Regions from separate parts of the Homo sapiens genome. Here regions 1 and 3 are each linked to region 2. A link is a contact called in ENCODE Hi-C or POLR2A ChIA-PET data. All regions are on one chromosome and are shown on one strand. The core of a region is the stretch at or near the end of the contact, and the rest is flanking DNA. Distances in the headings are between cores, read along the strand shown.

Region 1 (2,700 bases), core at 13-2,512, 240 kb after region 2:
AGAGTGACCCCCACACAGTGCCAGCAGACAGGCCCACTCAGGGTCAAGACAGAAGACAGAGAGACTGGGCAGGACCTGGTTGGCATCAGACTCATCAGAAGCCTGTTTCTGAGCCCGTCTCTTCAACTATAGAGTAGCTAAGAGTTTCTACCTCACAAGTTGTATTCAATGGAATCATCCCTATAAATCCTTTAGCAGTGTCTGGCACATAGTAAATAGAATCACCTGGAGATCTAGTTTAAAATGCTTTTTCCCAGTCCTACCTTCAAAACACTGATTCTTGAGCTATGAGCTTTGTCTCAGGGCCACCAGTAACTCTGACAGGGATGGGCCCCCATACTCTGAGCAATGCTGATCTGGTGGGCCCACTTATGAACCACAAAATTATTTTCTGCACTAGAGTCACCTACAGCTTGCAAAAACTACAGGTTCTGGTCAGCAGGTCTGGGCTGGGGAATCTGTTATGTCTACTCATTACCCCAGGTGATTCTGCTTTCATCCAAGGGCCGCATTCTCAGAGGCAGCATCTGGGTCCAGGGAAAGAAAGGATTGCCTGGGTTCCCCAGTGGGTTGGAGGCCAGGCAGGAAGGGATCCCCGGCTCCTAGTCTTCATGTAAGCTCTACATTCTACAGTCTCTAGGATATCTAACAGATCAAGGGTCTGAAGGTAAGCTCCCAGAAGACAGAGGTTTTGTTCAGTTCACTACTGGATTCCTAATACTTGGAACAGTGCCTGGACAGAGTAGGTGCTTAAAACTTATTTTTGAGTCAATGGATAATTGACATGGCTGGTTTGAACTTCTGGATCTTTTGCTTTGCTTTCACACAAGGATTACTTATACCAATACTTTATTTTAAAATCTCTGGAAATGAGACCATCTGAAATCAGATAAATATGGCTTCAGATACCAGCTCTGGCACTACTAGTTGCATGATCATCAATATGTTACTTCTCTGTGCCTTAGTTTCCACATCTGAAAATTGAGGGTAAGAGTCCCTCTCTAGATTTGTGAATGGGATGAACACAGGATTTTAAGTACGGTTAGCCAGCATCCAAGATGGCCTCAATGATCTCTGCCTCTGGTATTTATGCCCTTGAGTAATCCCATTCCACATGTCTCGGGTTGGTCTGTGTGTCTTATAGAATATGGCTTGAAGTGAGGTTATGTGGCTTCTGAAGCTATCACAATGTCATAAAGGACACTGTGACTTCTGTCTTGCTCCATTTCTGGGGTCACTTGCACTAGAGGAAGTCAGCTACTAAATTACAAAGAAATTCCAGCAACCACAAGGAGAGGTCCACAAAGTGAGAGATTGAACCCTCGAGCTAACAAGCATGTGAGTGAGACATGTTGGAAGTGGATTCTCCAGCTCCAGTCAAGCCTTCAGATGAATGCAGCTCCAGCCAACATCTCACTGCAGCTTTATGAGAGCCTCTGAGCTGGAGCCACTAGGCCAAGCTGTTCCCAAATTCCTGACTCTCAGAAACTGTGTGAGTTACTATAAATATATTTGTTGTTTTATACTACAAAGTTTTGGGATAATTACTAAGGAGCAATAGATAACTAACACATTAAGGAAATTAGAGCCTAGTACTAGGTTCCGTTGGGTAAAAGGTTAGCTATTGGATTATTAATTTCTTCCATTTGTCTCTCCTGTTTCCCTTCAAAAATCAATGGCTACATTTTTCATGGAGCACTTCAAAATATTTGAAGTCTATTACCTCAGTTGGAATCCTGGGTGTAGTGATATATCTTGCTAGAAAACCACAGGCAAAATCTCTGCTCCAGAAGGGCTCCAGTTCCCTAATCTATACCAAAAGGGTATTAGCTAACTCAATTTTTTTCAACTTTAGTGTGCATAGGAAGAATCTGGGGACCTTGTGGAAAGTGCAGCTCCCAGACACCTGCCTCAACTGACTCTGTGGATGTGGAGCGGGCCCTGCCACTCCCCATTTTTAACCTACTGGGGAGAGAACGGGAGGCAAAACTACAAACCTGAAAATAAAGTGGCTAAGTGGCTTCTCAAACTCTTTCCAAGTCTCTAAACACCGCTGAGTCTGGATTGTCACTGTGCTCTACAGAGGAAACGAAGACCAAGAATTAAGCAGCTCGATTTTCCAGTGCAGACTGTTTGACCTTTGTGACTAGTAAACCACTCCTTTTATTAAGGCCAAATCTGCAAAATCTGTCTTAAAGAAAATGGTCAGTCTTTCCTTTCTTCTAAACATCTCTGATTTTTTCATCTTGTTTCCTGACTATTCACAGACAGCAACAATAACAGATTCTGGAAAGAAGGATTTGTAGTAAGTATTACAAAATCTTGTCTTTAAAATGTGGTCCTCAGCCCAACAATATGAGCATCACCTGAGAGCCTGTCAGAAATGCAGAATCTCAGGTCCCTTCCCAGAAGTCCGGAATCAGAATCCTCATTTTAACAAGACACCCAAGTCATTCCTCCCCACATTACAGTCTGAGATGATGCTCTCCTCTATTAAAAAGTTTTTTTAGGCTGGGCAATGTGGCTCATGCCTATAATCTCAACACTTTGGGAGGCTGAGGCAGGTAGATCACCTGAGGTCACAAGTTTGAGACCAGTCTGGCCAACATGGCAAAACCTGTTTCTCTACTAAAAATAGAAAAAAAATTAGCCAGGCATGGTGGCAGGTGCCTGTAATCCCAGCTACTTAGGAGGCTGAGG
Region 2 (2,700 bases), core at 146-2,645:
GCTAAAAATGCCTGTGCCTCAGATAACGGAGTGTTTAGAACCACCACCCACTTCCATCAATCCCAGAGGCTAAGCGTCTCTGGCTATACTGACCCATCTCCTCGCTGGACCAGGTTCTCTTAATGACAGGCTCATTGTCAGAGTGGGAAGGGACCGCAGCTGGCGGGAGTCTGGGGGGCACACTGCAGACCACTGGCCGTTGCTTAGAATTGGGTCCAAATGTGACGAGTTCATTTGGAACAGAGGCCTTGCTGGGTTCCGGTTGGTTGAGGTTGTTGCAGGAGCTGGCACTCAATGGGTTGAGCTCGATGGCAGGCATGGCTTGGGTGTCAACACCAACACTCCTGGCCAGGAGGTCTGGGTCCTCCATGGCCACAGGCTTGTGAGACTTGCAACGGCGGCAGTAGAAGAGAAGCCCGACAGTGCTTATGATAATGAACGCCACGGCCACTGTGATGATCAGTAACTCCTGCTGCCCCCAGTCCCCCCTTTGGATCTCGGGAGTGACTAGGCAGTGTCCTTCTGAACAACCCCTCGCCTCCATTTCACACCTGCGGAGACAGAGTAGTCAGGGGGCCAAGTCATGAAATTGCCCTTTCCATGTCCCCTCTTACAGAGATCTATGGGATAGAGACTGCTCCCCCCAAAACCTACCATCTCCCGTTTTTCACCCCCCAAAAAAGTAACTATCAAGCATATCAACATCAGAACTTTCCACCTTCCACCAGTAAAGTATGGGTCTCAGCTACATCCTCATTTGTGACCATTAGGATCTGGGAATGTCTATTATTTTTCCAGCAATGAGATCTAGGCACTGTATACACTCTCTATCATGAGGTCGGATTTCCTCCCATATCACTGCAGTAGAGACATCGACTCTCTAGCAATGATGTCAGGGTTCCAGATACAAGTCAGCATTGCCCAGTTATAGCAGCCAGGCACCAATGTTCCCTGCTGTGCTTCACCAGGAGGTCACAGGAGCCAACGTGGTCCTGCACAGATCAGCCACCTTACAATGGGCAACTTGCTCAGAGAAAGCATGCGAACTCTCAGGGTACCTCTAGCTTGGCATTCCATGGTGTGAAGCTCCAGGGAAACTTCTGTGGCCAGCTTTATCCACTTTTGAGGGCTATTGGGAAAGTTTGCCCCATCCCATTTGAGTCCAAAACATTTCTCAGTGCCCGAAATGTCACTACCAGTTGTTTGTTATTTTGGGTTAAATGTTGTTTTCCCCAAGGTCCTCTTTTAAAATGCAGACACCACTTTCAGCTGTGAAATGTCCTCCCAACACATCTCGTGAACGAATAGCATTCCCGACTGCAAAGCAGGGCAGGACACACCAGTTGCTGAGAAAAAGGACTGAAGTCGACTGGGCGCAGTGGCTCATGCCTGTAATCCCAGCACTTTGGGCAGCCGAGTCAGCGGGATCACTTGAGGTCAGGAATTCAAGACCAGACTGGCCAGTATGGTGAAACCCCGTATCTACTAAAAATACAAAAATTAGCCAGGTGTTATGGCACATGCCTGTAATCCCAGCTACTTGGCAGGCTGAGGCAGGGGAATGGCTTGAACCTAGGAGTCAGAGGTTGCAGTGAGCCGAGATTGTGCCATTGCACTGCAGCCTGGGCGACAGAGTGAAACTCCTTCTCAAAAAAAAAAAAAAAGGACTGGGGTCATCAGCATACCCAGAGTAATCATGGGAAAGCCCTTTCCCTGCCTGGGCCTCAGTTACTGCAGCTGTAAAATGAGTGGGTGAACTACATCACTGGCTCTTATACACAGGCTAATAGCAAAGGGATCCACTGAGAGCTTGTTAAAAATAGAAGCTAGGCCCATTCTTGGAGATTCTGATTCAGTTGGTCTAGGCTGGATCTTGGAATCTATATTTTTCATGTCTCTTTCATGATTCTTTAAAGGCTCCCAAGTTTGGGAGCCCTAAAACCAGATAATTGTCAAAGTCTCTTTCTCTCTAGGATTCTAGGAATGACAGTTTCCCTTGCAACTGCCACAGCCCCACACAGTATGAGGCACAGACAGCTGGCAGTGGGGTTCCAGGCACAGCAGCACCTGCCCAAGTGGAACCATTTTCCCCAGGTCACTGGGAAGTTCAGGTCCAGAGTGAGAGAATAAGCACTTCAGCCATTTTCAGACTGCAGCAAGGACCAGAACTACCTGAGGAGCTGGTTAAATGTACAGATTGCTAAGCCCCAGCTTGTGATTCTGAGACAGTATGTTCAGAATAGGGCTGGGGAAATCTCTAATAAGCAGCTTCCTCCTCCAGAAGTGTTGTAATGCAGGTGGTTAGAGAGAGACACCCTAACACAATGGTCCACAACCCCTGGGTCACGGACCCATACTGGTCGGTGGCCTGTTAGGAGCCGAGCTGCACAGCAGGAAATGAGCCATGGGTGAGCAAGCATTACCACCTGAGCTCCGCCTTCTGTCAGATCACTGGGGGCATTAGATTCTCACTGGAGCACAAACCCTGTTGTGAACTGTGCATGTAAGGGATCTAGTTTGCATGCTCCTTATAAGGAGCATATATCTAATGCCCGATCTGTCACTGTCTCCCATCACCTCCAGATGGGACTGTCTAGTTGCAGGAAAACAAGCTCAGGGCTCCCAACTGATTCTACGTTATGGTGAGTTGTATAATTACTTCATTATATATTACAATGTAATAATAATAGAAATAAAGTG
Region 3 (2,700 bases), core at 111-2,610, 140 kb after region 2:
TGTTAGCTAGAATATCAGAGCCTTGCTGAACTTGCTCATTTTCTGCCCATCCCAGCTGTCCAAGCACTAGAGGCAGCCCCCTGGGTCCACCCCACCCCACCCTTCAGGCAGGCAAGATGAAAGGACGGTGGCTCACATTGTGTAGTCTAGTCCCCCAGGAGGTGCCTCTGATGCCAAGTATTCCTGTGGCTAACAAGCCCTGGTTGCAGGGGTGGTGGGCAGGGTGGCACAGGGAGGTAGGGGGTAGCCCTCTCTCTCCTCCTCAGCTTCCTAAAAGCCATCTGTTCCAGAACCCAAGCATTGCTTCCCGCTACACCCAAACCACCGCTACACCCAAACCCGTGGGACTGGTTATCCCCAGCACACACAGCTCTCTGTTGCTGCTTGTGTTTGTTAGTTGGCATTTGAACAGTTCTCTGTGGTTCAAGTGTGAGGGTGGCCTGGGGCAAAATGAGATTGGCAGAGGTTGGCATGGATACCACACCTCCTTCCCACTCTCTTACCCACGAGCCCAGACCCCTAAACTTCCCCCTATATAACAAACACCACCATCGCCTGGAACTCCCTTCCCCTTCAGGACCCCATTCTTTACTTTTTCAGATGGCTTATTGGAGAAACAACCTCTTCTAAGGCATGAGATGTTGCTAAAGTTCTTTTTCATAGGGGTCCTCTGTGGACAGCACACCCAGGACTCATGAGAGGATAATGGCTGGAAATTACAGGCATGTGGCAGCTTCTGAGGGACAGATGGAAGTAGGTTATCTCCTCTGCTCTTACAGTAAATCTTAAGTTTTTCTATACATTGTCACCTAAGGTATGTAAGATTTTCTTTTCTTTTTCTTTCTTTCTTTCTTTTTTTTCTTCCTTCTTTTTTTTGAGTCAGGATTTCCCTCTGTCGCTTAGGCTGGAGTGCAGTGGTACCATCACAGCTCACTGCAACCTCTGTCTCCCTGGCTCAAGCAATCCTCCCACCTCTGCCTCCAGAGTAGCTGGGACAATAGGAGTGTGCCACCAAGCTTGGCTATATTTTTTTTTAAGAGATGGGCTCTCACTAGGTTGCCCAGGCTGGTCTCAAACTCCTAGGCTCAAGCAATCTGCCCGCCCTGGACTCCTAAAGTGCTGGGATTATAGGCGTTTAGTGCCTGGCCCTCTATTCATTTTCTATTCAGCAGACACTGGGGTGCACTGGCCTAGCAGGGGTGAGAACTGACTTCTTAATCAACTCAATGACTCATGTGCCATGTCATCTTCCCTTTTGGGAGAACCTCAGTTTTGTTGTGTGATGGGGTTTCATTGAGTTATTGCCACCGGGCTCACAATTTATGAGGCAGTTCTCTATTTTTTAAGAACTACCCATGAAGCTAGGAGACATGAGGTTCCTCCTGACTCACTCTGTTTCTCTGCTATTTGTGGTGGCTATCATGGAGGTAGGGCACTTCACAGTTTGCAGGGTGTCCAGACTGCCCTGACTTGATTCAGTGTTCAACAAATATTTTTGAGTATCTCTGAAGTGCTCGGCATGGTGCAGGTTCTGTGGATACAAGCATGAGTGAAGTAAGTGGTTTGGAAATAATGTGCTACGGAAACGAACAATGTATTCAAAAGGTGCACAATGGCCTGGAGCAGTGACTCAGGCCTGTAATCCCAGCACTTTGGGAGGCCAAGGTGGGCGGATCACCTGAGGTCAGGAGTTTGAGATCAGCTTGGCCAACATGTTGAAATCCCATCTCTACTAAAAATGCAAAAATTAGCTGGGGGTGGTCGGGGGGCGCCTGTAATCCCAGCTACTCGAAAAGCTGAGGTAGGAGAATGACTTAAACCTGGGAGGCAGTGGTTGCAGTGAGCCGAGATGGTGCCACTGCACTCCAGCCTGGACCACAACATGAATGAAACTCCGTCTCAAAAAAAAAAAAAAAAAAGAGAAAAGGGGGGTGCACAAGTTCCTTGCAGATGGAACTTAAGCTATAAGGTGGGAATGAATACAAAGAGCCCAGGGAGGAAGGTAAGATGAGGATTACCACTCCCATTTTACAGAGCAACCTTGGAGACACCGACTGACCATTCTAGACTGACTGGTTAGAGGCTCCCTCCCTGAGAAAGTGGTGTTTTAGGAGAACACTTCCTAACAAGAAGAAGCCAGCTTTGGGAAGAGCTAAAGGCAGCTTGCGCAAAGGCCCTGAGGCAGGAACCAGCTAGGCCACTGGGTACATTTGAAGACCAGAAATAAGGTCAATGTGTCTGGAACTTAGCTACTGCAGGATATGAGATTCAAGAGAAAAATAGGGTTGAATCATGAAAAGCTTTAGGGATTTTGTTTTGAGTGTAACAAAAAGTCATTGGTGGTTTTTGTTTTGTTTTTGTTAATTGTACCTTTTTAAATGATCATGCTAGCTGCTGTAATATTGTCACCAGCACCACTTTGTACCTCTTTTTTTTTTTTTGAGATGGAGTTTTTCTCTTTCACCCAGGCTGGTGGGAAGTGGTGAGATCTCAGCTCACTGCAACCTCCGCCCCCCAGGTTCAAGCAATTCTCCTCCCTCAGGCTCCCGAGTAGCTGGGATTACAAGTGTGTGCCACCACACCCAGCTAATTTTTGTATTTTTAGTAGAGACAGGGTTTCCCCATGTTGGCTGGTCTCAAACTCCTGACGTCAGGTGATCCGCCCACCTCAGCCTCCCAAAGTGCGAGATTACAGGCGTG

What was found. A loop is a pair of places that touch in the nucleus more often than their neighbours do. ChIA-PET counts read pairs that join two places held with the same protein, here RNA polymerase II (POLR2A). Pooled maps may share reads with other maps.
Region 1: a map of CD8-positive, alpha-beta T cell shows a loop between it and region 2 (1.9-fold over the local background). The contact joins the promoter of ATOX1-AS1 here to the enhancer-like site in region 2. A Hi-C loop is called at or near these places in 14 of 168 maps with a recorded cell type or tissue (CD4-positive, alpha-beta T cell, CD8-positive, alpha-beta T cell, Caco-2 and 9 more), 24 of 37 single-sample maps with no recorded cell type and 24 of 50 pooled maps. POLR2A ChIA-PET finds 5 or more read pairs at or near these places in 3 of 52 experiments (PC-9, T-cell and activated T-cell).
Region 3: a loop to region 2 is called in a map of sciatic nerve, with 5 times the contacts of the local background. The contact joins two enhancer-like sites. A Hi-C loop is called at or near these places in 33 of 168 maps with a recorded cell type or tissue (CD4-positive, alpha-beta T cell, CD4-positive, alpha-beta memory T cell, CD8-positive, alpha-beta T cell and 28 more), 37 of 37 single-sample maps with no recorded cell type and 38 of 50 pooled maps. POLR2A ChIA-PET finds 5 or more read pairs at or near these places in 4 of 52 experiments (BJ, SK-N-SH, activated CD4-positive, alpha-beta T cell and 1 more).

The regions. Positions count from the first base shown.
Region 1 is chr5:151,751,818-151,754,517 of GRCh38, forward strand. It overlaps ATOX1-AS1 (ATOX1 antisense RNA 1), which reads left to right and starts at 1,263. Exons shown (of 4, transcript XR_007059008.1): 1 at 1,263-1,492; 2 at 1,856-2,305. All of the region lies in intron 1 of ATOX1 (antioxidant 1 copper chaperone), which reads right to left.
Region 2 is chr5:151,507,061-151,509,760 of GRCh38, forward strand. FAT2 (FAT atypical cadherin 2) reads right to left here. Exons shown (of 24, transcript NM_001447.3): 23 at 94-551. It also overlaps a transcript of SLC36A1 not described here. Among named protein-coding and RNA genes, the nearest start is that of MIR6499, 14 kb to the right of the region's middle. Within about 2 kb of position 1,396, at least 3 of the 41 ENCODE cell types and tissues checked have a DNase peak (open chromatin) inside an H3K27ac peak, as active enhancers do.
Region 3 is chr5:151,646,176-151,648,875 of GRCh38, forward strand. All of the region lies in intron 1 of LOC105378231 (a long non-coding RNA gene), which reads left to right. Among named protein-coding and RNA genes, the nearest start is that of CLMAT3, 29 kb to the right of the region's middle. Within about 2 kb of position 1,361, at least 3 of the 41 ENCODE cell types and tissues checked have a DNase peak (open chromatin) inside an H3K27ac peak, as active enhancers do.